Linked DNA regions of Homo sapiens: regions 1, 2, 3 and 4 are each linked to region 5. Evidence: chromatin loops called from intact Hi-C (ENCODE). Cell type or tissue: PC-3. All regions are shown on one strand. Links, peaks and the distances in the headings refer to the core of each region. The heading gives the core; the rest is flanking DNA.

Region 1 (6,223 bases), core at 472-5,471, 690 kb before region 5:
CTCCTTTTCTTCCTTCCTTCCTTCTTTCCTTCCTTCCTCCTTCCTTCCTTCCCTCCTTTCTTTTTTCCTTCCTCTGTCCTTTACTGTGTTTTCACTGGTGTCTCTTACTTTTGTGCTCTTTTGTTTCTGTCTTTATTTCTTCAATTTCCCCCTACTTTTTTCCTGAGCTCTGAACATTACATTCATTTCCTGTTATCTACCATCTATTTCCTGAGCTCTAGTAACTCAGATTATGCTCTTGCTTCATAGATGCAATTGCTTCATTATTTTACTTAAATTCATGACAAAATGTTTGGTGATAATTTTTCATTTGTTTTGTGGTAACATTTTTGTAGTGAATGTTCTCTCTCCTCTCTATTTTTCATGTTACCTTCCTCTTTCTGTCTTAGGGTGTATTTGTATACATTCTGTGCTTGTTTTCTCATATTACATAACTTTAAAGGAGTTGACTCTTCCCTGGATTTTTATTTCCAGTTATTTATATTAGGTTTGTGCAGAGGATGGGCCAGGCCATATTCCAGGCCATCCGACATTTTCTGCAGGACCCAGTTTTCCATGTGAGCCTGAGTTGCCTTTGCTGCTCTCCAGCCAGTGGGGAGAGCTGTGGGGTCCTCTCCCTCGTGTCCTCTTGGCTTCCCGGGACATGGAGGCACGTCTGTCCAATCTCCATTACTTTTGGTAATGGAGCCTTTTCTCGTATCTTGAGGCTTGGGTTTTTGGTGAACACTAGTTTAAATAAAAATCGACCTCACACTTTTCATTTTTTTTTTTTATCCTTCTTATGGCTTGTGGCTAATTCCAAGAAAAGAGAAATGATTTTCATGCCCCATCATCAAATCAACCGGCTATTTTGTAGCACAGAGTGTGCCTCACAATTCAGTGGAATGGCCTGTGCTCCAGAATGGAATTGCATTATGTCACAAAGTACTAAATGCAGGAAATGATACAATTAGCTATGGTTCATTTTTTTTTTTTGTAATAGTAGAGTTAGCTTAATTTCCCCTATTTTTAGATGAGAAAACGGAGGAGCCAGAGGTGATGTGCCAATGCAGTATTTGATCTTAGGGAGTTTCCCAGCACTTTAGCATCTACTAAAAGGCTGGACTTCAGTTCCATGTGATGAATGGGGTGGTGGAAAAGCATGGCAACAGGACAACACAGACGTGGGTTTCACACAAGTTTAACCTGGACTCTATGTACATCTTTCTGCCAGGGGAACTTGGCTTTGTGTCTTAATTTCACAGAGCCTCAGTTTTTAATCTTTATGGGGATTTTGGTGCCCAGTAGAGTTATTGTGAAAATTAAGGGAGAGAGAACATCTGAACATATCAACCATCATGCTTGGCCCATTTTCGTTAATTAATAAATGTTGGTGCTTTCTCTCTCTCTCTCTCTCTCTACTGTGTCCCCTCCGCCTCTCCATTGATCTGATTTATAGTGATCTTTTCAAATCACCAGCGAGGAGACAGAATAATGACCTCTAAGTTTTTCTTTGTGTGTGTGTGTGTGTGTGTGTGTGTGTGTGTGTGTGTGTGTGTGTTTAGCAAGGGATTTCCTTCCCTTTTGCTGGTTTCTGTAGATCCAGCAAGAAGCAGTTTGGCTTACATGTTAAAATGCAGGTCATAATAGGACTTAGCACATGTGATTATTGGTAGGAGAAATGCTTAGCACAGGATATAGTTCATGGTTCGATGTGACACATGAGAACTGCTATTATTATGATTTATCATCACCATTATTGTTATCATCCTCTTCTCACTGCATTGACCAGATCAACAAGGACTGGGTATAAAATGGAGTTGAATAAAGCATCTTTTATTCCCTGGGATAATTACAAAGACCAAGTAATTATGAATGGTTTTAACTCCAAATCTTAGTTATTATTGGCAATCTTCTGCCCTACCTATCTATATAACAAATTGGAAGGTAGGCGGCTATGCAAATCACCTCTTTCCTCTGCTGAGCTTCCAACTGTGTGTGTGTGTGTGTGTGTGTGTGTGTATTTATACCTACATGTAATTGATTAAGTGCAAACCAAATGTGAAGCACCATGCGATGTGCTTTACACAACTATCTTATTTTATTATCAACAATAACCTGTTAGGTAGAAATTACGATCTCCATTTTAGGGATGAGAAAACAAAGGTTCAGAGACATTAAGAAACTTGCTCAAGGTAGGTAAGCTAGTAAGATGCAGGACTCGAGTTGGGGCCTGTGTTGTTTCCATGACATTATATTGTTTCTTTATTGATATTTTCTGCCTTGAAATTCTCCTTTATTTAGTAGGACAGCCTTAGGGAGAGATTGTGGGGAAAACACCATTGATGCGGGGCTTTGTACATTTCCACCACGCTGCTTACTCTTTTTTGCCCCCTGGTGGAATTCTGCTGCCTCTGCATCGTCCTAGCTGGGCCACTTGGCTTGATTTTCTTATTCTTAAAGTGGCAGTAGGAACTAGACTTCATAGGGTTCCTGTGAAGATTAAGAGGATGTGTGTGAATGGGCTTTGTAGAGCCAGAAAACATAGGCATTTGGTAAGACATTAAGCAGGCCCGTGTTCCCCCGACTTCTGTGACAGGCTGTGGCCTCTTCTACTCATAAGCCAAGGATGTTTGATCTTCCTTCTCCCACTGAAGCCTCAGGGTTTTTCTGAGTTTTGTCTCTAGCTATCTGGGGGTCAGGCACTGGGGAGAAATGTGAAAAATAGTAAGTGAGCAATGTCATTTTATTTATCCATTTTCCAATATCCCTGTGAATGTATGTATGTATGTATGCATGTACACGTATCTGTCTATCTGTGTCCTTCTGACAGTTTTACTTTTTTAAAGATGAGAGCTCTAAATCAATGAATGGCAGCATTGCAGGTGGTAGAGTGGGCATTCTCTGACCACTTCTGAACCAGGAAATAGACAACAGCCTTCTTTATGTACATCTGGCCATTCTTAAATGATTGTACATTTATTTTTTCTGGTGCTTTTCAGTGTTGTGGAGAAAAGCAGTGGGGAGACTGGAGGCCTCACTTGGCTGTGATTCTGTCGAATCAGGCTGGGGACCCAGAGCTGTATCAGCGTGCGATTGTTGCCATTGGGGACACCCTGGGTAAGCGACACCAGCATTTCCCCTCCGCTCCCCTCCCTGTCCCTTCCCTCCCCTCCCCTCCCTGTCCCTTTCCTCACCTCCCCTCCCCGTCCCTCTCCTCACCTCCCCTCCCTCTCCTCACCTCCCCTCCCCGTCCAGGTCAGCTTTAAACATCCTGCCCTTAGATTCTCAGGTTCTAGGTAGGGCCAGAGTCTATGCCCTAGGCTTTTCCTGGACCCAGGAGCCTCCATGTTTTGGGGAAAGAAACTCCAGGGAAACACGTGTCCTTCTTGCCTCTCTGTTTCACAGAATTTCTGCCGTGAGTGAATGCAGGCCAGGCCCCTGAGACTTGGTGTTCTGCTGCTGTAGGAGTCTCCTCTCAGCAGCTGATTTTCTAGCCCTGGGTCAGATTCCCCTGTGGATGGAGTTAACGCATAGGACACCTTGCCTCCTGTTGCTGTAAATTTCTCAGTGACCCAGTTCAATCAGATAGGAAATTCTGTTTTTGCCTGAACCACTCTGGGTTAACCCTGTAGTCTTTCTTGCTATCATCTCTCTGTGAATGTGGCCTTATAAACGCTTAGGGGGCTATTGAGTGTTCCAGATCAGTGGTTCTCAAATTTAGCCAAGAAGCAGAGCATCCAGAAATCATGGTGCTCCCATGAGGCTTTTTAAAATATTGCTCTGTTAAACTTTAATAGCTATGGGTTAGGTTGTGCCAAGTCAGATGGAGGCCATGCAGCACCCTGAGTGGAAGGGAACTAATGTTTGTTGAGCCCTTCTTGGGGGCCAGGCACTGTGCTAGGTATTGTATCTAGCTGAATTAACTCAATTTTGAGGCAGTGGAAAATGTATGGGAGAACATTTCAAAACATGTTGGTAATTAATATGATTTTTATGTTTGACTTCAGCAGGGAAAGCAATGCTGCCTCAGGAAGCCTAGTTTAAGAACGACCACTCTCAGTAGTCTCCTTCTTTGCTCAGGTGCAGGCATTTCAAACTCATTTTTCACCCTGAGGAAAGACTAAAACGTTTAGGGAATTCCTCGTAAAAAGTCCTTTAGGGAGAACGTGAAATTGTGCCTTATTCTGGCTGAAGAGAAATGTAACGTCTGAGGCCAAATGGGCTGTGGGAGGAGGAGTGGGGTTTAGGGGTCTGTGACTCACGCTATGAAAGGCTCATTCATTTAGTCCCATGTGGCTTCTCCCCTCTGACCCCCGAGGCCACTCTTCCATCTGTCTCCCATCCCACCCAGATGATGGCTCCCCATACGGGTGTGCTCCGTGATTGGGTCTTGTTCTCTTCCTCCCGCAGCTGGGAAGGGGCTTGTGGAGGCAGCTCACTTCTGCTATCTCATGGCTCACGTGCCCTTTGGCCACTACACCGTGAAGACAGACCATCTGGTCTTGCTGGGCAGCAGCCACAGGTATGCGACCTGGGAGAAAGGAAACAGTAAGGACATTTTCCAAGGGACTGTTTTAGCCCTTGTTGGGTTTTATGGATCCATTTTTCATTTTCTCATGTGAATTTCAGCTACCGCCGGCTCCCTTATTTGGGATTGTTATCTGTGCAGGTCTGTGCAAGGAGATGCCCCGTGGGCCCCACATTACAGCATTGGCGGGGGCCTCAGGCCACAGGTCCTCCTCTGCAAAGAGGTGGGCTGATGCCTTTGTGTGGTATTGTGCCCTTTGGCCACTGGGTGGCACCCTGGCTCCACAAGCTAACTTTGTTCCTTTAAAAAAACAACATTTTACATGTGGAGGCTTGTGGGTCCGTGTTAGGCAGCCCTGGGCCTGTTCTGAGAGCCTACCCAGGCAAAACTGGAAAATGGAAGAAGTTTATGTTTAGTCCCTCTTTGGGGCCCTAGCATCCCTACAATGACTTGGTGCACAAGCTACTTAGAGTCCCACTGGTGACATTCTCTGTTGGCCATAGCATTAGGCTTTTCCTGCAGGAGGCCCTCAATCAGCTCTCAGTGAATGAATGCATGGACAGAACGATTTGCTCCCTAGAGGCCCTCCCTGTTCTGTATCTCTCTATCCCCCTCCCCATACGTGTTAAGAGTCACTAAGCTCTTACGTTGTGCCAGGCATTTTCTTTGCACTATTTCCTTTAATTATTACACATTTACCCTATGAAGAAGTGAAGTGAAGCAAAGATTTTAATCGTCACTTATGGAGGAGGAAAACCAAGGCACAGGGAGATGAAATAACTTGTCTCAGATGGTACAGTGAGGGTGTGGGTGAGTTGGATTCGGAATCCAGGCAGTCAGCCTGCAAAGCCCTTTTAACTGTTGCACCACACTGCCTACCACTGAGGCAGTGTACCCAGCTCATTGCCTGTTCCTTCCAGGTTCCTGGTCTCTGATAGCACATGGCTAGCTTGTCAAAGAATCCCTTCTGTGCCAAATGTACAATAAGTGTGTATGGGCTAATATGTCTCCCCTCCTATGTTTACGTTGGTTTATGTTGAATGAGGAAATTCTTGGAAATAAAGTCCTACCCCCAGGAATAACCTGGTGATTGTGGTTTTTAAACACCATAGCAAGTTGTTGATGGGAGAAATTTTGGGTCACATGAGACTCTTGTGCCCACCACCTGCCCCAACCAGATCACATTCACTCAGTCCCCATCCTCACTGGTGGAATGAACATCCAATGTATGGACCCGTGTTTGATTTCTGGCTCAGCAGTCCTCACCTGCTCTGCCATGCCTTTTGGTCTCAGTGCTCCCGGAGTGTTACATGGCTCCCCTCTTTTGTGCGAGTTTGCTCAAACTAGGGGTGCCCTTCACAGGTACATGACAGGCTTTATGGGCATGGGGGCCAGCTCTCTGTGTGTCTAAGAGTAGGGCCCAGTGTCCTTCGAGGTAGCCTGCCTTGAGTTACCCTTCAGCAAGAAGGCAGGTGACCCCCCTTTTCTGCAGCCTCCGCCTCCCAGTGCCTCTGGTGCAGAGTTCTGTTTTGTTCCTTCCTCAGCCTCAAGGAGGGAGAGGGAGAGGAAGTGAAACACTCACTCTGGGAGCCCAGAGTCTCCTTCTTCTCTTGAAGCCGCCGCAGGCATCAGCCCAGGATGGAAACTCCCCCATGAAAGGCTGCAGCTGGTGTTTGGAGAGCCACTAGGATTTAACTCCTGCGTCCCCCACAC
Region 2 (6,223 bases), core at 659-5,658, 100 kb before region 5:
TGAGTAAGAAAGATCCACCCTTACCCAACCTGGCAGGCACCGTCCAATTAGCTGAGGGCCCAGATAGAACAGAAAGGCAGAGGAGAGATGAATTATCTCTTTCTCTTCTGGAACTAAGACACCCTTCTTCTCCTATCTTTGGACATCAGAACTCCAGGTTCTATGGCCTTTGGACTCTGCAATTTATATGAGTGGTGCCCCCAGTTCTCATGCATTCAGCTTTGGACTGAGAGTTACACTGTCTTCTCATCTGGTTCTCAGGCCTTCGGACTTGGACTGAGCCATCCTACTGGCTTCCCTGGGTCGCCAGCTTGCAGATGGTCTGTGTGAGACTTCTCAGCCTCCATAATCTTGTACGTTATTTCCCCTAATAACTAACTAACTTCCTTCCTTGTTTCTCCCCTTCATTTCCTCCTTTCTTATCTTTCCCTTCCTCCTTCCCTTACCTCCTTCTTCCCTTCCTTCTTTTTTCCTTTCTTATCTTCTCTTCCCTTCCTTCCTTTCTTCCTTCCTTCCTCCTTTTCCCCCTTTCTCTCTTCCCTCCTTCCCACCTTCCTCATTTATCTTTCTCTCCCTCCCTCCCCCACTCTCTTTCTTTCTCTCTCTTTCTCTTTCTTTCCTTTTCTTTCTATTGATTTTTTTTCACTGGAGAACCTTGACTAATACAGAGCCCTTGGAATAATTTTATTTTCTTCCTGACTCCCAGATTGCCCTTTCTCAGCATGATATTTTACTTCTACCCACATGAAATTAGATGTTGCCCTCAAGAGTCTGTCTATGTCTCCTTCTTTTCTTTTTCCTTATGTTCTTCCTAGTAATCTTAAGCTCACTCAAGGCTATTTACTATTATCTTATGTAGAGCTTTATCCTTCTCAATCTTCAGGGCCAAACTTTCTCTAAATTCATTTTTTTTTTTTTATTTCCATGATGGGCATCTTCATGCATACCAAACTAAGCATATCAGTTTTTCCAGAAAAGTTTGCCACTGTTCAATGTTCTTTATTCAGGTTACTATCAGAAGATTTTCCTAGACATTTAGATTTAAAACTTGTGAGTCATCCTTGACTTTTTCCCCCTCAGCCTGGCACATCTAATCATTCGGTGGTCTCTCAGCTAACTCTCTGTTTTCTTTCACTCCCTTCTTATCCACCCAACTAAACATTCATTCTCTTCTCATCTAGGTTATTAAAATGGTCTCCTAACCATCCTCTCTGCCTTCATTCCCACCAACATAGACTACACACTTAAATTGCAAAATACCCATTTCTGATCATATCTGTCATTGACTAAGGTTGTTAAGGACACACATAATCTAGCAACTAAGGATCACAATGCTCAGGTTATATTTGAAGCCTCTCCTACTTACCTTTCCAATATCAAATCAAATATCCACTTTTATTTACCCTTTACCCCATTAAGCAGACTCATTTGCTGCTTTCCCTAGACATGTAGAATTTTTCTGTCTCTTTTTTGATTAGAAAGCCCTTTTTCTGCACAATGAAACATGACCTCTCCTTTAGGATCCAATCAGAAGTCAGCCGCCTTCACACAGCCTCCCCTTGTGTTGTGCTTTTTTGTCATTTCTCTTATTCCCTCCCCAACCTCATGTATTACTGAAGAGTAATTCTCTCTCTTCTGAATTTACACTTAATTTTTTAATTAACCAACTTCTCTGTGTTTTTCCGTTTATAATCCCATGGCATTTTACCCATAGCTCTTAGGGCAATTATGCACTTTGCATTGATTCTGGAGATGTTCCTCCATAAATATCTGGTGGATGAATGAATGCAGCCTTTATAGATTTTTTTTCCTCTAACAAGTCTGATTTCACAGACTCTAAGTCAATTGAAAAAATATTATACGTGAAGTGAATTTATGTATGCTTGCAACAAGTTATTTTAAAGGATAATTTGAAAGGGTGCTTATTTCTGGTGTGGGATTGCAATTCTTAATATAACTATAAAAAGAAAAAAATAAGCTAGTGATGGGATGGTTTTGTGATATTCTCTTACAGAATATTTTAGTCAAAATTTTGTATAATAAGGCAGAGAGTGAGCTCAGCACAATTCATAGCAACAGCATCAATAATTTAATAAGCACTATTCACTGAGAACCAAATATGTGCCAGAAACTGTTCCATATAATATGTACATATTATTTCTATTTTTACATTTTACAGATTTGCAAATTGAGGCTTAAAGGGATTAACTTTAATTCTCTAACTACTCAAGCTTAACATTTAAAATCCATACTTAAGTCTTATTTTTCTGGATCAGAATCTACTCACCATATTACTCCAGGAACTTCCCTTTTCCCTTGTAAATTCTGTTCCATTTTTGGCCAAACCATGGTTTGCCTCTGCTGCATTAGTTTGAAGTCATTTTTTTTCCAGACATTGTGGCGGTAGTTCCCAGATGTCCGAAAAGATGAAGTTATCAGTGCACGAGCAGCCAGGGCTTTTCTTTATGTTGATTCACCTTAGGACACAGCCCAACAATGCCTGCAACTGAAAGTCATGTGCATTAGCACAGCTCTGCCTCAACCATGAGCCCAGGACACAGAGCTGTGCACCAAGCATGATTCTTTCTGTTAATATTAATTGGCATAATTTAGCTTAACATATTAAATCTTAGAAGTGTAGTAATCGTCAAACAAAAATGTCTACAGTGACCTATTAGAACGGAAACTTCCACCATAAGAGCCACTCTTCGGAGCTTTGCAAGTTCACTGTTATATAAGCTTACTTGAGGGAGTTCCCTATGGGTAATGTAGTGAGAATAAAGAACTTGGGGTTCAAATCGTGACTCTACTGCTTAGGAGCTATGTGGCTTCTAGGTGTCTGTTTCCCTGTTTCTGTAATAGGTGGGCAGAGGGGTAAGGAAGGAGATAACATCTATTTTTTAAAATGGTATGAGGACTGTAGGAAACATATGGACCTGGTACAGATGAAATGTCCCCAAAATGGTAGTTATTACTGTTATTACTCTCACAGGAAATTCCTATCCCTTAGCAGAAGAAAGCATTCTGTATTAGTTTCCTGTGGCTTCTGTAACAAATTATAATAAACCAGGTGGCTTAAAACAACAGTTAGCTCTTGCAAAGTTTTGGGGGCCAGAAGTCTGAAATCAACCTGTTGGCAGGATTGTGCCTCCTCTGGAGGCCCTGAGGGGAAATCTATTATTTTCCTCTTCCACCTTCTGGTGGCTGCTGACTTGCTTGACTTATGCCCACATCACTGCAATCTCTGCATCCAGGGGCACATTACCTCCTCCTCTTCTGTCTGTGCTCTTCCTCTTATAAGGACACCACTCACTTAGGACCTGCTCATTTAACTCAGAATGACGTCCTCATCTCGACATCTTTAACTTAATTACCTCGGCAAAGACTCTTTTTCCAAATAAACTAGCATTCACAGGTTCTGGGATTAGGATGTGAACATGTTTGTGGGAATGTGAACAACTCAACTCACTACAGGTCCTGAAGGATTAAGTTTTTTGTTGACTTTTTGGGGGCAGGTGTACATGTGTGGTACACAGGATGCTGAGTGGAATAATGCAGTGATGTTATTGACGACCAGGGGGCAGCATACGAGGCCAAAACAGATTCTGAGAGTGGGGAGTAAGGCTGAGGAAACCAGAGAAACAAGCTGAAACAATAGGAGATGCAGGAGGCCTGGGTTTGGGGAGACCTAGGCTCTAGATGTGGTCTTTGCCCCAATTCACAGTGCAACAGAGGGCAAGACATCTCTATGGGCCTGTTTCCCCATATACAAAATGAGAAAGATTGGAGTGGAGCAGGGATTTTAAATTGACTGCTTGCAGGCTGAATGCAACGTGCCTGTGTATATCAATTGTAACATCTAAAAATCTGAATATTTTTAAGTTGGCAGACATCATATAAAAATTAGTATAGCTTCTCTCAAAAATCATATGTAACAGGCACTGGACACGCAGTCTCCAATGCTGATGATGCGTTGTAGGAGGGTGACCCTACCCTTCAGCTTGGCACAGACCCCCTTGTGTACTACCTAGCCCACCACACCCCATTGTCTTCTGACATTGTGGTTGACTGCCAGTCCCTTTTGTCATCCCCTCACACTGCAGATTCCCTGATGGTCAAGACATATTTTTCTGTATCCAGGTTTCTATCAATAGTGAGATCCAGGTGGATGATTTTTCCTATACCTAGTTGGGTTCACTCAACTTACATAACCTGCATGAGGCCTCTAGAGTTTTGCCTTTGTGATCCCAAGTCAGAAGACTGAGACCACTGGTCCTCTCTGGGATGCCAATGACCTCAGTGCCAGAAGGGAAGGTCGGGGAGCCGGGGTGGTGCTAGAGACTAGCTTGATCTATGTCTGCAAATAACTCTCCGTGTGCCCACCCAGGTATGTGAATCCACCAGCTGTGTGAATCTACCTGTCTTAGGACTACTTCACAATTCATAGGACAATGTTCTGGCAACTCTTATTGCTCCTTTCCCCAATTTTCTCCATTCTCAGACTTCTTTCCCTCATCTCTCTGTACACATCCGTGGGACTCCTGCTACAGGATCTTTTACCCTTCAGTTCCTGCCATTGAGTCCCCATCCTGTGGTTTGTTTTCATTTTTTTGGTAGCAGTTCCTCCTTCATCCTAGACTTTCCTGCTCTCTCCTACATGATTCATGACTTAGTTCTGCAGAGCATTTTTAGAGCCTTGTTTGCAACGGAAGAGAACTAGGGAAACTAAGCAGCATATTGTCTTCAATCTGGTCCCTCTCATAAGGGATCTAAGCTAATTCTTACGATTGTAATCCTGCAGTAATGGACCATCTGAGAAGACAGTCTCTCTCTCAGTGGGAGCCTCCTATGACTTAGGAAAGAGTCATGTGCCCAGGTGTTGCCAGGGCTGAGCTTGCCTGCCCACTCTTCACAGAAGCTGCCCTGATCTCAAGGTCTCCTTGTTACTTGTGCTTACTCAGAGTCCCTGTCTGACACAGAAGAGTGATGCCATCTCGTCTCCCCACCTTCCCAACAATTTTTAAACCTCTGGGTGCTGCTACCAGCTTGCCTGGAAGGTGGGGTTCTAATAATGACAATTAGCTAAATATGCAAAGAAAAGAGAAGGGCAAGGTCTCTCCCAAGCAGGAGCCGCCCTGCTTTTATTTTTATTTCTCTCTGTGTGTGTGTGTGTGTGTGTGTGTGTGTGTGTGTGTGTGTGTTTCTAAACTTCCCAACAGCTACTAAGCTAAGAAAGTTTTAAATATATACAAAAACTACAGAAAGGCTTTCTCTCCTTTGAATCTTTAGCTCTGTGTAGTTCAAGTCAACAAACAGCTAGTGGTGTCTCCTTGGTGCCTTGGCTATGCTTGTGTTCAGTTTTGAAGCAACAAAATGTGGAGATAATGCTAGCTTTATAGTAAGGGTACACATGATCAGCAGGGAAACAAGCACAACTCGAAAAGGCAGAGCAGAAGGAACAGTTTGGTACGTACAGAGGAAGGTGGATTGAGAGGCAGGAAAGGATGATTGAGGCAAAAAATGATATTATTCCTGGTTCATTTTGGAGATGATGACAATCCCAAGGCTTCTGCAGACTCCAAGGACAGGAAATACTTCTTAAAGACTCACGTGGTTCCCTCAACAGTGTGTGCGCATTTCAAATTGCGTCCTATTATACCTCCCATTTTTCTCCATTCTGCGTATGAATGGATGGTGCCACTGTTAACCCAGTTGCTCAAGCTGGAGGTGCAGATTCCTCCTAATCCCCACTGGCTTCTTCTCTCCTTTGCCTTTTTTAATCACCGGATCAGTCGCTTCTGCTTTCTCAGTGTTGACTCCATGCCCACTTCTCCCCCTCCCCTGCCCTTCTAGGTCTATTGCAGGGCTTTCCTAACTCATTTCAGCCTCTAGTCTCTTCCTGTCCCATTTCTCCTTTATTCTACCACAACTCCCAATTTGATCATGTTACTAATAGGCTTGAAATATTAAAAACAAATCTTCCAAGGCTCCTATGAAACAAAATTCCCAATCCCTAGCTGACATTCAGCCCTGATATTTTGGTGTCTTCTCTTCTCCCCTTTGATCTATACACAAAACGTCCTGCACACTAGATTGTGCAGCTCCTTGCTGATGCTATACTGTTTCCACATCAGCGCCCTCACACCCCCGTGCCCTTTCCCAGACTTCCCCTTACTTCACTCTTGCACCTGCAAGCTCTGTTTGTGCCAGGAAAGTTCAAGTT
Region 3 (6,223 bases), core at 820-5,819, 75 kb after region 5:
GGTAGACGATGAGGTATTGGGGTTTTTGTTATTTTATTTTTAACTGCATAAACATAAAAGTCTTCCCTGTGCTCAGTATTGAGCCAGGGATCTGGGGAAAAAAATGATTAAAAAAAAAAAAGACTCAGGCTCTACCTTCAAAATGTTTATAGTTTATAATTAAAAAGGGAAGTAGACATACTACTTGGCCTCTTCGCATCATTGTAGGACCTTGGCTGCAGTCATCTTAGAAGTCAAGTTCACATGAGAGATAGATGGCACATTCTAGGAATTAAAGTAGGGAGAGAAAGAATTTATCTTCTAGATGGCTCAGTCATGAATGAGCCACCAAGATATCAGTTTTGTTTGTTTGTTTGTTGCTATCCTGAGAGTTGGGGTGGGGTTGGGGAGAACCATGTAGTAGAGGACTGCATACACAAAAAGTTAGATGAAACAAAGGATGAGGGTGAAAAGTAAGGGGAGGGGAGACCTAATAACTGGATGAATTATGGGGAAAAAACCCTGCTGACTCTGTTCAGTTTAAGGTGAGAAATGACAGGATTAGAATGTCAAATTGCTGAGTCCTACAAACCTAACCATAAACCTCCTCTAAGCTGTTCAGCTTTTTTTCTCTGCAGTCACTAATTAAATCTTGCCTTGAAAGAAATAAAGTAAAATAAAAGCCAAATGCTTTTATGAGTCAAGTAGATTGCATACCATCGGCCTATAAGGAGCTGGGTATCTGGTCGATGTGTATGGGGAACTGAAAGTGGAAGGAAATCAAGATAATAGAGCACTTATCTCTCTCTTTAAAAAAGTTTTCATAATTATTTCTCATTGAATGTCCCATCTTTGTAGCATCTTACTTTCATATGCAGTCTCTTTTCCCTATCTAGCAGTAATGGAAAACATGTGGGATTCCCTTTTCAGTGTGATTTATGCAGAACTGTAAACCAGAGGAACCCAAAGCACATTATAAACAGTATTTGAAGTTCAAAAATCATTCATGTCTCCAACAGGAAGAATGACCAGGGTAAGTTTAATATGATGGTTCACCACGTCAGTATCCTTTGCACCATCCACACCTTTTATCCAGAAAATATCTTCATAAACTGTTTACTTTCTTGAATATAAGCTTGCTACATTGGTACATTCCCAAGTCTCTTCTCACTGATTTAATGAAAACACAGTGTCTGTGTCCTAAGCTTAGTATCTTTATGATCAAATATCTGACTCCATTACCTGAGGCCATGATGAGTCCATTTTTCCTGTCACTCTCCTCTCCTACGTGGGGCAGATCTGCCCATCAAATAAGAATTTAAGCAACTAAAGCCCTAACAAAGATATTGCTGGCCCTGTGTTCTTCTGTTGTTTGCCTGAGCAAAATCCATCATTACTCTATATGCATATGGCATGTGTCAACTGTTTTAAAATTAGCCAATTTTCCTAAGCATAAAAATGGATTTTTGTCATATCACATGAACCATATATCACAAAAACAAACCAGTTTTTGTTGTGGCTTTTTTTTTTCTTTCCAAAATACATGAAGTCTTTTTAAGTCACTGCCAAATCCATTTTGCTCACTGCATTTGTGAGATACATCTAAAGAAACGAAGCAGAAAAAGAAAAAAAAAAAAAAAAAAAAAAAAAGCTCACACACTGCCATCACCTGGAAAGAAATCTAGTTCATTACCAAACCAACCATGCCTAGGAGGCTGGATTGCTTCATCCTGCTTTTAAATAATAAATAAATACAGCATTTGCATGCTGCCCTGCACTGAGAGTTTGAGACAGGGCAAAAAAAGAAAAAAAAGAAAAGAAAAAAAAAGAAAAACAACAACAACAACAACAAAACCCCTAAGTTTAAGAAAAAGAACTGTCATTTATGGAGCATTCTACATATCAGACTTGATGAGTACTAATTCTGCATTATTTCATTTCATACTCTAACCCTGTGAGTTGTACCACATCCATTTCACAGATGTGCATCCTGAGGCTAATGTAGTAAAGTAACTTGGCAAGATCAAATACATGGTACGTAGCAGAGCCTGCCAAAGACTTGAACCCAAGTTCACCATGCCTGAGCCTCTTCTCTCAATGACCATGTCGTCACATACGAGAGCAAAAAAAAACCATCGAAACTTCTAAAGACATGATATTGCGGCACCAGGTTTCTTTTCTTCATTAAGCCTGTACTGGTGCGTTCTTTAAGGGTTGTAGCTCAGAGCAGCCCTCTTTGGGAAATTCTGCTTGAGCCTTTGCATAAAGCCTCCAAACATTGCTAAGCTCAGGAGTGATGCAGCGTATGTAAAGAATCAGCAGCTGTCTGTATGGTTCGTTTTGAAGGGCCTACAATTCCTCTCAACAAGGAAAAGCACCATGTCTCACTTGGGTTAAAATCTGTGAATTTCTCTTTTGAAATGTTCTAGTGTTAATTGGGAGGGCAGCACATTAAATCATTATTAGTCATTAATACCTTAACACAAATTAGTTGATCAGGTTACTGAGAGGTGTGAAGGGCCCTGAGGGAAGGATATTATCTTGATGGAGGTGGTGGGGAGTTGCCAAAGAGGGCAGTCTCTGGATTGCTGCAGGGGCTGAGTGAGGCTGAGTGAGGGAGCTAAGGGAGGATGGGAGGGGTGGGGCAGGGAGGATGGGAGGGGTGGGGCAGGGAGGGAGGGACGGCACCAGGACTAATCAGCTTAGTTCCAGACAGGATTGCTTCTGCAAATGCAACTGTCCCTCCCCATTCCTTCTCCGCACACGCGCACGCACACATGGCTCCCCTGCTGTCCCTTTCGAGCTTGCCGGAGTGTACTTACAGATAAGGGTTTTAGGAAAGGTACCGGCCACTCCTCGGCAACCTCCGGGGCAAGAATCCCGCCTGCGCCTCTGCGGCCGGGGGCTTGTAACACAGCTTTTCGCCTCTAGGGGTCTCTAGTGACCCGAGGCTTCCGGAGGAGGCTGCCCTTGCTCCGCGGTCCCTCGCGGCTCAAATCCGAAAGGTCGGAGATTTCAGAAAGAAGAGGCGTGTGCAGGGCGCCTCCCAAGACCCCGCCAGCCGCCGGCACACCCGTCAGCCACCTGCCCCTGCTCCTGCCTAACGACGTATTGATGATAAATGGCTGAACACCGAGTGAGGGGGTGGCAGACATTAGCTGCCCCCACAGTCCTCACTGCGTGCTTAGTTATTTCTATGTCTCAAGGGGATTTCAAGGACCTCCCTCTGCATCCCCACCTCACACTCTTCCAGTAAACCCAGTCCCCCGGCCTGCCAGACTACAGCCTAGCAGGAGTCTCCGCGCTCTCAGCCCGGCAGCCTCGTGGTGGGGATGGGGCATGAACCGGAGTGAGGGACAGGCAGGCCCCAGTCACCAGCTACCCGCTGCCGCTGGGCCTGATGTTCTGCCCTCCCTGAGCTGGGGCTCCCCGCGAGGGAGGACCGCTGCCTTCGTTCTGGGAGACCTGGGTACCCTAATGAAAACAGAAGAAAAAAAATCACAACTGAGGAGTATTGGGAAAAAGCACGAAACTTTGAGCAAGGCACTTGTTCCTCCCAGTCCACTGTTGAAGAGGCTGCAGGAGTTAATGGCAAAATTCTGGCTTTCTAATTCATCCTGCAACACTTGTTTGAATCCCAACTCCACTATTCACTAGATGTGAGATCTTGGGTAATTGACTTAACCTCTCTGTACCCATTTTATTTTTTCATCTTCAAAACGAGAATAATAGTATCTACTTCATAGAGAGTTGTTAGACTTGAAAGAGATCTTACAGTGCATACTCTCAGCATCTAGTATAGTGCCTGGCACACAGCAGGCGCTCATTCATAGACATTGAACTCCTTGCATTTTCAATTACTGAGAACGAGGGAGAACAACAATGATTGGTCCTAGTCTCACAGAACTTCGCAGATGTGTCTGGGTGAGTGAAAGTCTTATATTTTAAAATCAATTTTAATATATCACCTGTGATTTTAAATGAATCACAAGTTTTGCTTTTTAAAGAACTTCTGCAGTGGTCTTCAATGTGTTTTGAATACTTTTAGGTTCCAAGGAGTTGCCCTAGGGAACACTTGTGGGTGAGGAAAGAGAAGAAACAGGTGGCGGAGCTCCAGACCCCCTAGGCCTGCTCCAACGAGAGAGCTCCCCTTTTATCTGCTTTATATATTGGGGTTTTAGGTAAGGGTTTATTGATGAAAGTCTTCCACTGCTTTTTTGAGAGATGAAAACCACTGTGAATATGTCCTTGTATAATTCAGGGAAACCTTTTCCTCCAGGCTTAAGGATGCTCAACTCTGCTATTTGTCAATCATTGTCTTTAATCTTTACAATTTTTGTGCAACATAAGGTGTAATATCCATTTTACTAGGTGGGGGTACTGAGGCTGATACAAGCCACACATAGCAGAGGTCACACAGTGGGTAAGTGACTATGACCAGATTGATGCCCAGGTTTGTCTTACCCAAAAGTCACCCACCCCATTGAACCTCAGAGCCACCCAGGGTGGAAGGCAGAGGGCATGGTGCAGGGGCAAGAGCCCAGAGTCTGAATGTTGGTTGCTCCTCTATGCTTTGCCTTCCTCAGTTTCCATATGCAAAACAGGAATGACACTTACTTCATAAGGTTGTAATAAAAATTAAATGAGATAATATAAGTAAAAATGAACCTAGTACAATTTTTATCATAAAATAGGCATTGGGAGTATATTAAATATGTATGAACTTGTCCCACCCATTTCATCTGCTCGCCAAATCATTTCTTTAACCTTTTATTATAAGAGATATTCATTCAGAAGGTATAGATGCATGCATGTGTATATACGGGGTGTGCGTGTGTGTGAATACATACGTACATATGTGTGTATAGATGTGTGTGTATATACATAAAATTGTAGAGCAAACTTGCCCTCGGGTCAAGAAACAGAACACTGCCAGCATCTCAGAATCAACCCCCTCTGCATACCCCTCCTTGATCAAATTCCCATTTCTCCCTCCAGTCCAATTCACTTCTCATCTTGTTAAAAAATAATTTTCTTTTCCCCTTTTACTCATGCCTCTGGGTTGTCCCCAGCCCTTTTGCTATGCCTCTGTCTGTCACTTTGCTAAGGTTCTGAGTGACACGTTGTTCACAGGAGAGAAGTGAAATAAAGTGGTTCAGCAAAACAGGTGTGTGTGTGTGAGAGAAAGAGTGTGTGTGTGAGAGAAAGAGTGTGTGTGTGCCATGCTTCCTACCCTTGTAGGATGCAGCATACTGGACACCTTCTGAGATATGTCTTAACCCAAAAGAACAGGAGGGACAAATAGATTGATAGGGGATAGGTTTGGGAACATTTGGGCTATTTGCTGTACCCCAAGGCCACCCAGGCTTGAGTGTGGTACCTCCAGCAGTGACAAGTGAACATCACAGCAGCTAGTGTCTTGGTTACATAGAAGAAACAATTTTTCTCCTCTTTAGATTCCCAGATCCAACTCTAGAATTTCTACTTTTCTCAATTGACAAATTACACCTCAATTTGAATGTTACTTTCTCTAAGAGACTTTCCCTGACCGATGCCTCAGTCACTCTGTCTGACAATACTCTATTTTATCTTCTTCATTATCAGCACTTGAAATTATTTATTTGTTTATATTGTTATTTTTCTGGATACCATAGTAATAAAGAATGTGGACTCGGGGTCTAAACTTGATTAGAATGCCAGCTCCCCTAGTTACTAGCTGTGTGGTCTTGGGCAAGTTACTTAGCCTCTCTGGGCTTTCAACTCAGCGTCTATAAAATAACAAACCTACTTACCTTATAGGATCAAATGAGTTTATTTGTGTAAAACTTCAGTACAGTGTCTGCCTGACACTTAAGTACTATTAAGGTGTTAGCTATTATCGGCAATGTCCATAATAACCATGATTATCATGATTATAATCATACCTTCTGTCTAGAATGGAAGCAACTTGAGGGCAGACCTTTTATCTGTGTTGCTGTTTGCTGAATCCTCAGTGCCTAGGAATATGACCCAGCACTACACACTCTTAATAATATACTCAATAAGTATTTTCAGAGAAGTATGTCTTCGAGCCTCGATCCCAGCCCTGCTGCTTGGTGCAGGAGATGGCCATATCAACAAGTCAGAATGGTGTGGTGAGTACAGAGCAAAAACAGAATTTGAACAAGATGTGTAGGAGTCTAGAGGGGGAGGCAATTAATTCTGTCCCAGAGTTTCAGAGAAGACTTCATAGAGGGATACTATT
Region 4 (6,223 bases), core at 486-5,485, 51 kb before region 5:
ATCCCTATACTCTCCCCAAATCAAAACCACTGCAAAAAAGTTCTTCGGCATCAGAATTATCCAGTTTTATGTTATTTTGCATCTTTATATCCCTTTTGGGTTTTCTCTTTTGTTACCCCCAGCATTCAGGAAATCTTATTTAAATATTCCCCCTGGTCTCAGCTGTGCTATAGGGTTGGCAGGACAGGGTCCTGACTCATGTTTGTTCAGAACTCTAAATAGGAGTATCTCTGTCCCCAGAGCAGCAGTGGTAGCCCTAGTAATTAGCAAAAGATTTCCCTCAGGCAGCATTTTCCAAAGTGGGTTGTATATTATGTGTGTTCTGTTGGACTATTATTAAGCCTTATGGGGCAAAGCAGGCCATCGTCCAATAAGTTTGGGGAATATTGGGTTAAGCAATTTAAACAGGTTTATTCCCAGTAATACTTCTCAAGGCCTTTGTATTAGTTTTCTGCGGCTACCATAATAAACTCCCACAAAGTTGGTGGCTTAAAGCAGCATAAATTTATTCTCTCACAGTTCTGGAGGTCAGAAGCCTGAAAGCAGTGTCACGGGGCTGAAATCAAGGTGTTGGCAGGGCTGTGCTCCTTCTGGGAGGGCTAGGGGAGACTCCGCTTCTTGCCCCTTCCAGCTTCTGGTGGTTGTCAGCATTTCTTGACTTGTGAGCACATCCTTCCAGTCTGCAAGGCCAGGATCTTCAAATCTCTGTCCACTGTATCTTCATGTCACCTTCTGCAGTGTGTATGTGGAATCTCTGCCTCCCTCTTGTAATGACACATGTGATGGCATTTACGGCCAACTCGATAATACCAGATAAGCTCCTCCTTTCAAGACCCTCAATGTCGTAATATCTTTTGCCATCTAAGGTAACATTCAGAGATTCCAGGGATTTATATCTTTTCACAGGTCCACTGTTCAACCCACCCTAGCCTTTAATACATTCTGAGTACTGTGGATCTCTAGGATGAGCTGAGAGTCACAGAGTGTTTCTCGAGCCTCAATGACAAAGCAACTCTCCTTTCACGTACTTTTTGCTGGATTTGCATTCTGAGGAACACACTTTGGAAAATCTTAGCAAGAGAAGATGAGTCTTGGAGAAAAGTCAAAGCCAATCAGTCCAGCTGCCCTTCTCTCTGCGGATCTGGATTTTATTTGACTAAAGCAGATGGCACTTTCCTTGATTCAGGAGATGATATCATCACAGAGATAAACTAGGAAAAAATATCAGCAATTTCACAGGACACCTAAGCCAGACTCCACAGGTGAAGAATCTCTAGGGAATGGTAAAAAATAGCATTATATTACAATTTCAAAACCTGGATTGGATTCCTGGTCCCCCTACATATAAGCTACATGATCCCAGGAAAGTATTTCAACTTTCCTAAGCCTCTGTTTTCTCTTCTATGAAGTAAGGGTAATAACCACACCTACCTGGTTGTGTCATGTGAATACCATCTGTAAAAGTGCTTTATTAAAAGAAAACTTTATACAACCTAAGAAATTATTTTTATTGTGTGAAAAATAACTTTTTTTAAAAAAAAAAGTTCATGTCTTACAGGATTGTCTTGGTGATAGGGGGTAGATCTCTGTTCCTCTTCTCTGGAGATCAAGTTGTTCTTTCACAGCAAAAGCCCAGAGCAATACAACTGTGCATTCTCATCCACTGTTATATTTCCAATTCTTTGAACCTAGTATGTGTTCTATAAATGTGAAAGGAATGAACTGTCCTTGCCTATATCTCTTCTCCCTTTTATCAGTTCCACAGAATCACAGAATGTGTGGGCTGGAAGGGCCCTTGTGATATTGTCTAGAATAATAGCTCCCAAATGCTAATTTAGGGACCTGCAAATCCTGGCCTACATGAGAAGAAGCTGGCAGCCCATTAAATACAGTTGCCAGCATCACCTTGGGGATTCTAATTCAGTGAGTTTGAGATGGGACCTGGGAATCTGCATTTTAAGAAGTTCCCTGGGTGATGTGATAGAGCAGTTTCATACACTGATCTAACTTTTCCCACCACCTTCATATGGAACCATTCCTAAAATATCACACTAAGCAATCTATTTTAAAGATTTTCCTGAAATTCTTGCAACTTCCTTCACTAGAGATGTGCTGTGTACCAAGTGGTCATGTGAGACAGCCACAGGCCCCTTTTGGCTCATTCAATCATTCATTTACTCATCCATCAATTCATACATTGTGTACCTACTACTTACTCTATGGCATTTCCTCTCAGGAGGTCCCTTGTCATCACAGACTCCATGATTTAAAGCCTCTTTCTTTCTCCTTTTTTGTCTTGAGTAAGTAGAGATATAGGATGGCTTGTCTTTCTGCTTTACTGTTGGCTTTTCTCTTTTTTAGGGATTATTTCTAAAGTAAGGAGGAAGCATTTCTTCCCCTAAATGATGAATCACTGAATGCCTCAGAATTATGAATCATTTCTTAGGGAGGATCCCTGAGAAACATAGTCCTCTAAAGTGTAAGGTAACATAATCTCCATTTCCCCAATTAAAAATAATCTAGATAAGTCAGGAGCATTGAATGATTTTTCCGATGGCAGAATCAGGACACGTAAGGCCTAGTTTTCCTAGCTCCTATCCCCTTTCATTTCTTAAGGTAATATTTATTCAGAATTTTTGATTCTAAAATAATGTACATGAGACCAATGTTCTCCAATTTCAAAAATACTAACCTTCAAATATTCGTCTGACTGGGTTAAAGAATGGTCCTTTTCTTCTACAGAACTCATAATTACTTATTGACATCTTCTGACACTCACCATCCTATGCTTATAAATAAGTATCACATGCCCCAAATTGAGCTAGCTAATGCCTATTAAGTGGTGGATGAGTAAAATGTTAACTGTATTTTCCTAGGCTGCAATGGGACCTCAAGTGGTTTATTTGTTTGTTTGTTTTCAGAGCCTCTCCAGCACTGGAGGGTAAAAGTGCTTGCCTCTGAGCCCTGCTTCTCCTGTCTTTACTTTGCCTCTGTTCCAGGGATGCTCTGATCATTTGTCACCAGCAGTCTCCAACATTGGCAGGGAGGCAGGTCCTCAGGCAGCTCTGAAAGCTGGCATGGGATCTCCTGGAGTAGGGGTGCAGCAGCTGGGAGCCTCACTGCCCCTTTTCCTTTGGTTACTGGACTCAGACTTCACAGGACCCAAGGATGGTGCTGTCCTCCTGTGGCGAGTCACATCCTCTGTGTCAGAGGAGCATGCCAATCACAGAATTTCTATGTTCCACTTTTAACAAAGGTCTACCATGTCTCATTATGTTCTTCCACTTAAAAGTCTCTGGATGAAGGTGATGTCTTTTTTTGCTCACATTTATCCAGAAGTCAACAGAAGGGATGTGTAGGCATCAGAGAAGGTATCAGGGCCAAGAGCTGGGGACTGAAGTCTGGGGATAGATTATGGCTTAGGATTGTGGTGGTCTTCATAAGGGCAATGAGAAACTACAGATTTGCTGTATTTTCCAAGATGAACACAATTAGATGCTGGTGGCCCCAAGGAAAGGGCAAGATGACTTACCTTTTTTGGTACGTGTGTCTGACAAGTAGAAAACGCTCCTGATTTGATGAAATTGGTGTTCTTTCTTTTTTTCTTTTCTTCCTCTCTTTCTTTCAAATTGTTGATATTTTCATTTATGATTAATATCATGAATTTTCATTTCATTTACTGGGAAGGTCATTATTCAAAATAGTCCCTTATGCTGTTAGCAGTAAAACCTGAAGTTCAGAGGATCTAAAGAAATTAACTGTTTGAAGGTCAATAGATAGTGTGAATTATGAAATTTAGAAAATCCCCACCTTTTCCTCTCTCTTCTCCTACTCCTTCACTTCAACCAGTAGTCCAAATCATTTGAAAAGTAAGAAAACTATTTTGTGTACAAATGCACAATGCTTAGGTCTCCTCATTGATTCAAATAGCTTACCTGCCTCTTCTCCTCCACCCCAGCCCATTGCCATTCCCCATCACCTTCCTTATCCCAAGAGAGCCTAGATTGGGAAACTCTCACTCTATTTGTAAAACTGTGAACACAGGCCTAGCCCAGCAGATCTGACACTTGTTGTTTGTCCCCTGACATTATAAAGGACATTTGTGTATTTCCTGAGGACAGTCACAGGAAGCCACCAACGTCAGCCACTGTGGCTACCCTTCTGGGATAACTGGAATGGAAAGGCATGCCTCATTGTGTCTCAGGTTTGGATTTATTTTGACGTCGGGAAATGGAGAGTAGAAAGGGAAAGTGTAGGGCAAAAGGAAGACAGATGAGTGGTTAATGGAGGCTGAAGGGGCAGATTGAGAGAGAATACACTCACAATAGACAGAAGATGGATTGATAGATTGGACCTGGAGATGTAAATAGGATAGTTTATTTAAGCTGCTTAGAGTCTCTTCTTATCTATCCATCTATTTATCTATCTGCCTTAAGCAGGGACTGATAGGGGAACAGACAGATAACATGAGAAGGATGGATTAGCAGCAGACTGGGAGCCTCGTGGCATCTCAGATTCCAGGAGAGCAAAGGGACCTGAGGATAAGCATCAGGAGGACAGATTACAGAGCTTCCCTGGAGGATTTCCTGCCCCTCCTGCGCCCCAAATAAAACAAGACCAGTGTCCAGACAGAGAAGGTTACTGGGGCATCAGAGAGCCCATTCCCACACCCCCCGCTGCCACCCCTCCTCTAACAATTTGCAGCTGTTCTCTTCTTCGACCCCAGAAAGTGGACAGCTGCCAATCTGAGAGGGAAGCTGAAAGTGGGGCTTGGTGCTAGCATATATTTTTACGCCAAAGCCTTGCTTTAAATTCCAGTCAGGCTTCCAGTCTTGCAACAACAACAGGGGAAAGGAAGAAGAGGAAAAAGAAAAGAAGGAAAGCTAACCGTGCTCCGGCTGTTCGGGAAAGCTGTCAGCTGTCAGGTCTGCTTAACTGACAACCTGTTCTCCAGAGCCCCAGGGGGTCTGGTAAGGGGAGGAAGAGGTGAGGGCCAGTCTGGGGTGGGGGGCCTTTGCCAGCCTGCACACAACTACATAGTGAGTTTCCTCCACACCCACAAGCTCAAGCCTGTCAGGGCAAGTCCCAGGGCTAAGCAGCAAGCCTAGGGGTGGGGCGCAGGGTATGCGGTAGGACCCACTCTATTCCACGAGTCATCATGGAGCAGAGGTGCCACAGGGTACAAAGCTGCTGTGCTATGGATAAATCAGGCCTTTGCAGGACACCCCCCTTTGTTGGGACAGGAGAGGTTCCTTACAGCTAGGGAAATGAGGAAGAGGGGGAAGATTTCCAGAGGCTTCCAGAGCTCAGTCCAGACTCAGAGGTGCAAGGGAATCCTTCCTTTGGCCTCTGCCACCTTGGGACTGGGAACAGCCTTGAGGCTAGCTAACAGGCACTCCAAGGACTAGTTGGCCCTTTCTACCTCTCATCTACACACTCTGGCTTCCATGATCCTTTTCCTTTCTCTTCCTCCCTTTTCCTTCTCCTGGCTCCAGACTCCTAAGTATGAAATTTCCACCACTCACAAGATAACCTTCTTCAGGGCAAATTCTTGTGTCAAGTTGGAAGACATAACTGTGCTTGGTTCCAGTCCCTGCTACTTACTATGTGATCTTGATTTCAGTCCCTAATGCTTGCTCAGGTGTGATCTTGGGCAAATCAGACTATCTCTAAAAGGGAGATATTTTTTAGTCCACAAATCAAACAAAATTGTGCATATGGAGACATTTCATAAACTAGAAGAGCCTATAAGACATTCTGTTCTGATTTACCTTTATTTCTTTGACAGCCCCTAGAACAAAGACTTACACCATAGGCATGCAATAATAGTCAAATGAACAAATAAACGTGTGGATGAATGGGTGTAGTAGAGAAAAGTTACCCTGTGTTTGCTTATGAGAAACAAGGGAGATTGTTTGAGACTGAGCAACAGCAGCCTTGAGGCTAGCTGGCAGGTGCTGGTCCCCAAGGGCCTCCCTGTGGCCCCACAGAATCAGAGGTGCAAGGATGGGGTCTGGGGATCTGTACCTCAACTGGCTGCACAGCTAATCAATGTCTCAAAATTGGGACATTTCTGTTCTAAGTAGGAAAGCAGAAGGCAGATAACAAAGATTTGTGATATTTTTTTCAGGGTAGAAATGATGGCATCATTGAATCCTTGCACATAGAACCCTGCCTGACAAACAACAGATCGATACCTCAGGATGCAGTTTTCTTCATGAGT
Region 5 (6,223 bases), core at 367-5,366:
TTTTGACCCCTCTCAGTCTGCAGAGAATTAACCAGAGTCAGGGCCTTACTCTGGATTAGGCTTTGGCTTCGGGGAATGTTGTGGCTGGTTTGATCTTCTATCCAGACCACTCAAACTTCCTTCATATCAGCAAGAAGGCTGTTTGGCTTTTTTATCATTCTTGTATTCACCGGACTAGCACTTTTAATGTCTTTCAAGGACTTTTTCTTTGCATTTGCAACTTGGCTAACTGTTTGTTGCAAGCGGCCTAGGTTTTGGCCTTTCTCAGCTTCTGACATGCCTTCCTCACTATGCCTAATCATTTATTTCTAGCTTTTGATTTCAAGTGAGAGATGTCTGACTCTTTCACTTGAAAACTTAGAAGCCACTAAGGTTAATAATTGGCCTAATTTCAATATTGTTGTGTCTCAGGGAATAGGGAGGCCTGAGAAAAGTGAGAGAGATAGGGGAACAGCCAGTTGGTGGACCAGTCAGAGCACACATCATTTATTGACGAAGTTTGTTATCACATATGGGTGCAATTTGTGACACTCCAAAACAATTATAAAAGTGACATTAAAGGTCACATATCACAGATCACCATAACAGATAAAATAACAATGAAAAAGTTTAAAATACTGTGAGAATTATCAGAGATACGAAGTAAGCACATGCTGTTGGAAAAATAGTGCCAAAAATAGTGCCAGGAAACTTGTTTGACACAGCGTTGCCATAAACTTTCAATTTGTAAAAACAAAAACAAAAACAAAAACAAAACCACAGTATCTGCAAAATGCAATGAAGCAAACCATAACAAAATGAGCTATTGCCTGTATATTTATGAATGATCTCTCTGCTATTAGAATTCAAGCTTTATCAGGGCAGGAACTTTACAGCTTTTGTTCATTCTTGTATTCTCAGGACCCCAAACAGTGCCTGACAAATAATACGTGCTCAGTAAATACTTATTGAATGAATTAATAAATAAACAAAATTTGCTTGTGAGTTTCACATGGGATAAAAGCAGGATATAAGACAACTTTGAAGTATTTTCAGTACCTTAACATTTTGCTTAGAATTTTTAAAAAACTGTATTCTCAAGTACAGTATTTTCACTGGTTTTCCCTAAAACAACATGAACTTTACTAGAAACCTCTTAGGTGTAAGTAGAGAAGATATGATGAAGGTTATAGTTATTAAAGTCACAATAACTATTGATCTCTTAAAAACACTCATGAGATCATGTTACTCCCCTGTTAAATCTTTCCAGTGGTTTTTCACTGCACTTTCACTTATATTAAAATTCCTTCTCATGGCACATAACCTGGCTCCAGCCAAACCTCATCTTCTCTTTGTTATTCACCTCCCCATCATCTCAGCAGTCTTCTCTGTGCCCCAACAAGGCACCAGGCTGGTTCCTGCTAAAAGGCCTTAGTACTTACTTGGAACAAGTACTTAGTACTTTGTTCTGTCTGCCTGAACACTTTCCGCTCACTTCTCCACACAGCTGGTTTCTTATCATTCAGAGCTCAAAGTCTAAACCCCAAAGTGCCCTCCATGATCAATCTAATAATAATCGTATGAGCTGCTCCCTCCCCACGCCCCAGGAAATGTACACCTATGACTCTGTCTTGTCTTTATTTATCATTAGAAATAACTTTGTTGTTTTTCCATCCTCCACCAGAGTGCAACCTCTGTGAGCATGGGGACCTTGACTGCCATTCACAGACGTGCCTCTGCTGTAGCCTGCCTCAGAGTGGGTGCTCTGTGAGTGTCTGCAGTGGAATGAATGACCCCATCGTGTCTGAAGGCTGGCTGTGTCTTCATCAGAAAGCTTCTTTTCCTCTTCCATCAGTCGGCCCAGCTGACCTAGAGATGGTTGAGGCTCTGGCCTCCCCCTGGTTCCTCAGTGCTTCCCCCATCCCCTTCCCTGTACCTCTCAGGTCATTACCTTGATGGCCCCCGTGGCTATCTGGATATGGTGCAGCCGTCGCAGCGTGCTCTCTCTGTCGATGAAGTAGGAGGCGGCCAGCTGGTGCAGGGTCTCCAGGGACACAGCTGTGCTGTTCCCACTGCCCCCGATTATAGAGGCACCTCCTGTTGTCTCTGTCTTTCTTCCCAGTTTCTGCTTGTCCACAAAAATGGTCAGGGACTCTTCTCCTATGGTGAACAACACGAGTGTATTGGTGACGCTCTCTGCTCTCGAATCCCCTACCAATAGGAACATAAAACCCTTGGCCAAGATAGACACAGCTGAGAGAGAGTGCAGCCCCTGCTGCCAAGCTCTTCCCCCAGCCCTTACCATCTTTAGAAGAAGCTCATCAGAGGGAGCCACAGGCCAGCGGCCTCGCTGCCTGAAAGGCCCTCTTCCAAAGCTCAGTCCCCCTGCCCTCAGCTTATCTGTTTAACATCTTCTATTGAACTCTGTCTCAAGCAATCCATCTTCATAGGGGAGACACAATTCTCTCTCTCAAGTTGTTTACGAGGAGTCTTCGTGGCTTTTTCTGCTCCCTCAGGAAGGGCAAAAGCCTTGAAGGGGCATCTCCCTCCTCCCCATCAAACACTCAACACCTGCCGCGTGCCGACAGCTGGCCCGAGCCCTGGGAGAGCTTGTTTTAGTCGATTGGACAGTGAGCTAAATGTTATAATAAATCCTGCTTCCTTCTTCCCAGGGCAGAGGGAGCTCTGCATCTTCAGAGATTTTGATCCTGCCCTGGGTCCTAGCCCACATTGCTCCACCCTACCCCCACTCTCCGCCCCACAAGAGGATGATTCATCAGCCCAGAACTACTGGAGTTGGTTTGGACAGTTTCCAATCGTTATAGAGAGGAAGAGGGGTCAGGGACTCCAGGGACTTCGACTTTTTTGCCTGTGGGTCTGACCATTGTAGCCACAGCAAACATTAGAAAGTGGCGAAGCCTCAGGGGTTGGGTGACTCAGCGGAGCGAAAACTGGGAGTGCCCCCTGCTGGCAAGTGCTTGTTAGGAGCCTGTCCACCTCCAACCGCCATACCCAACTTCCCCTCCTCAGGGAATAATTAAATAGAGATGTTCTGGGGTAAATTGAGATGTCAAGAGACTGCACTGTTTTCAAATGCACCAGAAAGACTTCTCAGGCAATAAAAGGCCCGGAAGAAGATAAGACTGTTGGAGCTACGCTACACGAGTCTTAACGTTATTTCCAATGGTCTGGCAACCAATTAGCTTGGGATTGTGATGTTGCTTACCTCCAAGGGTGGCAGAAAGTAAGAAATGAGTGCCGTACTTTTTAATCAGATTTTCTGTAACCTGTTGCAGATTGGGTCTCCTTCCAAGGAGGCGAATGTTCCGGATAAACTCTGGGGCAAGAGGCAATGGCAAACTGAAGAAGTCCTTCCTTTCCAGAGCCAAGTTGTTCACCTTCCAACGGGCAAACTCCCTGGGGGAAAAGCCAAGGGATAAGGAAAAGCTGACCTCGTTTCAGAGCAAGAGGCATAAAATCTGAAGTAGGTAATGTTCTTCCTCCACTTGCAGCCACTCATCTCCTCTCAGCCCACATCCCCTCAGCTGGAGGTGCCCAGAGCCTGGAAGAGGCCCCTTGGCCTCTCACCTGGCCTGTCATTCACATGCTGTAAGAAAGCTCTGTCTCCACTGATCTACATCAGAGCCTCTCCCAGCCAACTTTCTCATCAGACAGTAGTTGATTAGCTTATTCACATGAAGTCATGGTTTACAGTGTTGAGTAGTAGAAAAAACAAACATTGGAACAGTGGTTTGCAAAGATGTGATCTAATCACAGTTGTCTTACCGTGAATGAGTCACATCCCCTCTCATGGCCTCAGTTACTCACCTGTGAAGTCAGGAAGCTTGCTCTAGAACCACTGCCCTCATATTTTGATCTCTGATCCCCTTCATACTGTTAAAAATTATTGAATCCCCATATTTGTACATGTGGCTTAGAGCTATTGAGATTTACCATTTTAGAAATCAAAACCGAGAAAATCAACATTTGTTATTTCATTTAGAGATAACATTAATAAACCCATTACATATAACATAACATTTTCATGACAACTGTATGTTCTGAAACAAAACAAATTTAGCAAGGAGAGTGGCATGGCTTTGCATGTTTGCAAATCTCTTTAATATCAGGCTTAGCAGAAAAGAGCTGCACTCTCATATTTGCTTCTACATTCAATCTGTTTTCATAATTGTGGATTTTCATCTTTGGTACTACACTAAACTAAACAGATGGTAGTTTCTTAAAGGTTAGTTACAATATGGAATCTGAAATCATATCAGTGAACTTTTCATGCTTTGTTACATTAAATCCAGTGTTCTATATTGTAATTTGAATGGATCTTTTTATCCTGCATAATGTTGTAACATCATGTGTTGGTCATCTGGAAAATATCAGGTCACCAAGTTATGCAGATCTTCCACATTTTGACACTTTTCATTATATAATATTAAAACATCTCACTATTTAATATCATGACCAATCTCTTCAACGTCTTTAAATATTAGGAAAATGTCAAGTTCATGAGGATGAATGCAAGTTTTCTAAACTTTGAATTTTCATTTAAAAGCTTAAATTTTATTATTGGCAACAAATACTGTCAGTTGTTTTCCTTGCAGAGTCTGGCTTAATTCATTTTTTTTTTTTGAGAAACACCTGCTAGACACTCAAGTCTGAATAATCACAATTTGTTGCCTGTGCTTTCAAGAAAAAATGGAGTTCCATGAAAAAAGTGGCTAGTTCAGCTTGCAACTCAACCACAAAAGTATTTTTCCTTGAGATAATTATAGTACTTAAGTAGCCTCAGATTTGCTTTATGTGCACTTCCCATTTCATCTTACAGAATATTAAAAACACATGTACCCAAGGGTCAGGATTTAATAAAAGTAATAAATGTTACTGCTTTAAGGACATTCTTAAGTGAAGATAGTGTGTGTGTGTGTGTGTGTGTGTGTGTGTGCATGTGTGCTTATGTGTTTAGGTGCAAGTGTGTAATGATGAAGAATACATGACTCTTAGTGTTATGTGGTATGACTGCTTTTATTCAAATTAAAGTACCAGCAGTTTTATTTTGTACCTTCAGTGCAAATGTCAACATGAACACTCTGAAATAGACTAAGCGGATCCATATTTTGAGAAGCCTTATTCTAGAAGATTGCAAAGTTGTTCCTTTCTAATCCTGTTGAAGATTTTAATTTTCATGCTTTGCTCCTCACTGGAATGTTTGCATTTTAAAGGGGACAGGTTTATAAATCTTTGTCTTGGGATGAAATTTAAAGAATCATATCCATTAATAAAAAATGAGTTTTCCATTGTCCCCCAAATTATACTGGTAAGAACCAGCTCCACTGCCTTAGGAAGCAACAAAATGTAAAGTGTTTACACCCTCTTCACCCATCCCAAATCTGCTCATCATAACAGTGCCAAATCTTGGTCTAACCTTCCCCAAATGTCCATGAAATGCAAATGATAGAGTTGCATAAAAATAAAATAATTAAAAATAAATAAACGGATTTTTGACAAAGGTGCCAGGAACACACATTGGGGAAAGGAGAATATCTTTAATAAATGGTGCTGAAAAAACATAATACCCACATGCAGAAGAATAAAACTATCTTTCACCATGTACAAAAATCAGCTCAAAATGAATGAAAGACTTAAACATAAGACTCAAAACTATAAAACTAATAGAATAAAGTTTAGGGGAAAAGCTTTATGACATTGATGTGGGCAAGTTTTTTTGGATAAGAACTCAAAAGCACAGGCAACAAAAGCAAAAATAAACAAATGGGATTACATCAAACTGAAAAGCTCCTGCATAGCAAAGGAAACAACAGAGCGAGGAGACAACCTACAGAACTGAAGAAAATATTTGCAAATTATGAGTCCAATAAGGGGTTAATATCCAGAATATGTAAAGAACTCAAATAACTTAATAGCAAAAGAACATTTTTTTTAATGGTCAGAAGACTTGAATAGACATTTTTCAAAAGAATACATAAAAATGGCCAGCAGGTATATGATAAAATGCTCAACATCGCTAATCATCAGGGAAATACAAATCAAATGCACAGTGAAATGTCACCTCACCCTAGTTAGAATGGCTGTTATCAAAAAGACAGAAAATAACAAATGCTGGTCAGGATGCAGAGAAAGGGGAACTCTAATACACTGTTGGTGGGAGTGTAAATTAGTGCAGTCATTATGAAAACAGCATGAAAATTCCTCAGAAAACTAAAAATAGAAC

The links. Peaks named below come from ENCODE experiments on the same cell type or tissue, not always from the same donor. Only the 100,000 strongest peaks of a DNase experiment are listed, where the experiment ranks them.
Region 1: a loop joins it to region 5, with 5 times the contacts of the local background. A loop is called at or near these places in 32 of 110 quality-filtered maps.
Region 2: it touches region 5 in a loop (8-fold over the local background); 37 of 110 quality-filtered maps call a loop at or near these places.
Region 3: a loop joins it to region 5, with 5 times the contacts of the local background. A loop is called at or near these places in 3 of 110 quality-filtered maps.
Region 4: it touches region 5 in a loop (4-fold over the local background); 6 of 110 quality-filtered maps call a loop at or near these places.

The regions. Positions count from the first base shown.
Region 1 is chr1:177,944,701-177,950,923 of GRCh38, reverse strand. CRYZL2P-SEC16B (CRYZL2P-SEC16B readthrough) reads left to right here. Exons shown (of 32, transcript NM_001356506.2): 19 at 2,982-3,099; 20 at 4,393-4,504. It overlaps SEC16B (SEC16 homolog B, endoplasmic reticulum export factor), which reads left to right. Exons shown (of 26, transcript NM_033127.4): 13 at 2,982-3,099; 14 at 4,393-4,504. Among named protein-coding and RNA genes, the nearest start is that of SEC16B, 22 kb to the left of the region's middle. In PC-3, for the core only: CTCF peaks have their summits at 2,186, 2,387 (motif pointing left), 4,573 and 4,776 (motif pointing right); DNase peaks (open chromatin) are centred at 2,393 and 4,773; H3K4me3 peaks cover 470 bases.
Region 2 is chr1:177,353,130-177,359,352 of GRCh38, reverse strand. LINC01645 (long intergenic non-protein coding RNA 1645) reads right to left here. Exons shown (of 4, transcript NR_126001.1): 2 at 2,288-2,506. Among named protein-coding and RNA genes, the nearest start is that of LINC01645, 4.7 kb to the right of the region's middle. In PC-3, for the core only: a CTCF peak has its summit at 3,560 (motif pointing right); a DNase peak (open chromatin) is centred at 3,572.
Region 3 is chr1:177,178,544-177,184,766 of GRCh38, reverse strand. All of the region lies in intron 1 of BRINP2 (BMP/retinoic acid inducible neural specific 2), which reads right to left. Among named protein-coding and RNA genes, the nearest start is that of BRINP2, 11 kb to the right of the region's middle. RefSeq lists an enhancer at 2,670-3,231. In PC-3, for the core only: a CTCF peak has its summit at 2,892 (motif pointing right); a DNase peak (open chromatin) is centred at 2,866; H3K4me3 peaks cover 643 bases.
Region 4 is chr1:177,304,099-177,310,321 of GRCh38, reverse strand. No RefSeq gene overlaps it. Among named protein-coding and RNA genes, the nearest start is that of LINC01645, 44 kb to the left of the region's middle. In PC-3, for the core only: no CTCF peak of the experiment used is centred there; a DNase peak (open chromatin) is centred at 2,421; H3K4me3 peaks cover 321 bases; H3K27ac peaks cover 2,595 bases.
Region 5 is chr1:177,253,092-177,259,314 of GRCh38, reverse strand. It overlaps BRINP2 (BMP/retinoic acid inducible neural specific 2), which reads right to left. Exons shown (of 8, transcript NM_021165.4): 3 at 3,206-3,396; 4 at 1,931-2,139. It overlaps LOC105371625 (a long non-coding RNA gene), which reads left to right and starts at 3,276. Exons shown (of 3, transcript XR_922299.4): 1 at 3,276-3,463. RefSeq lists an enhancer at 2,636-3,835. In PC-3, for the core only: CTCF peaks have their summits at 2,769 and 2,968 (motif pointing left); DNase peaks (open chromatin) are centred at 2,804 and 3,754; H3K4me3 peaks cover 1,875 bases; H3K27ac peaks cover 3,395 bases.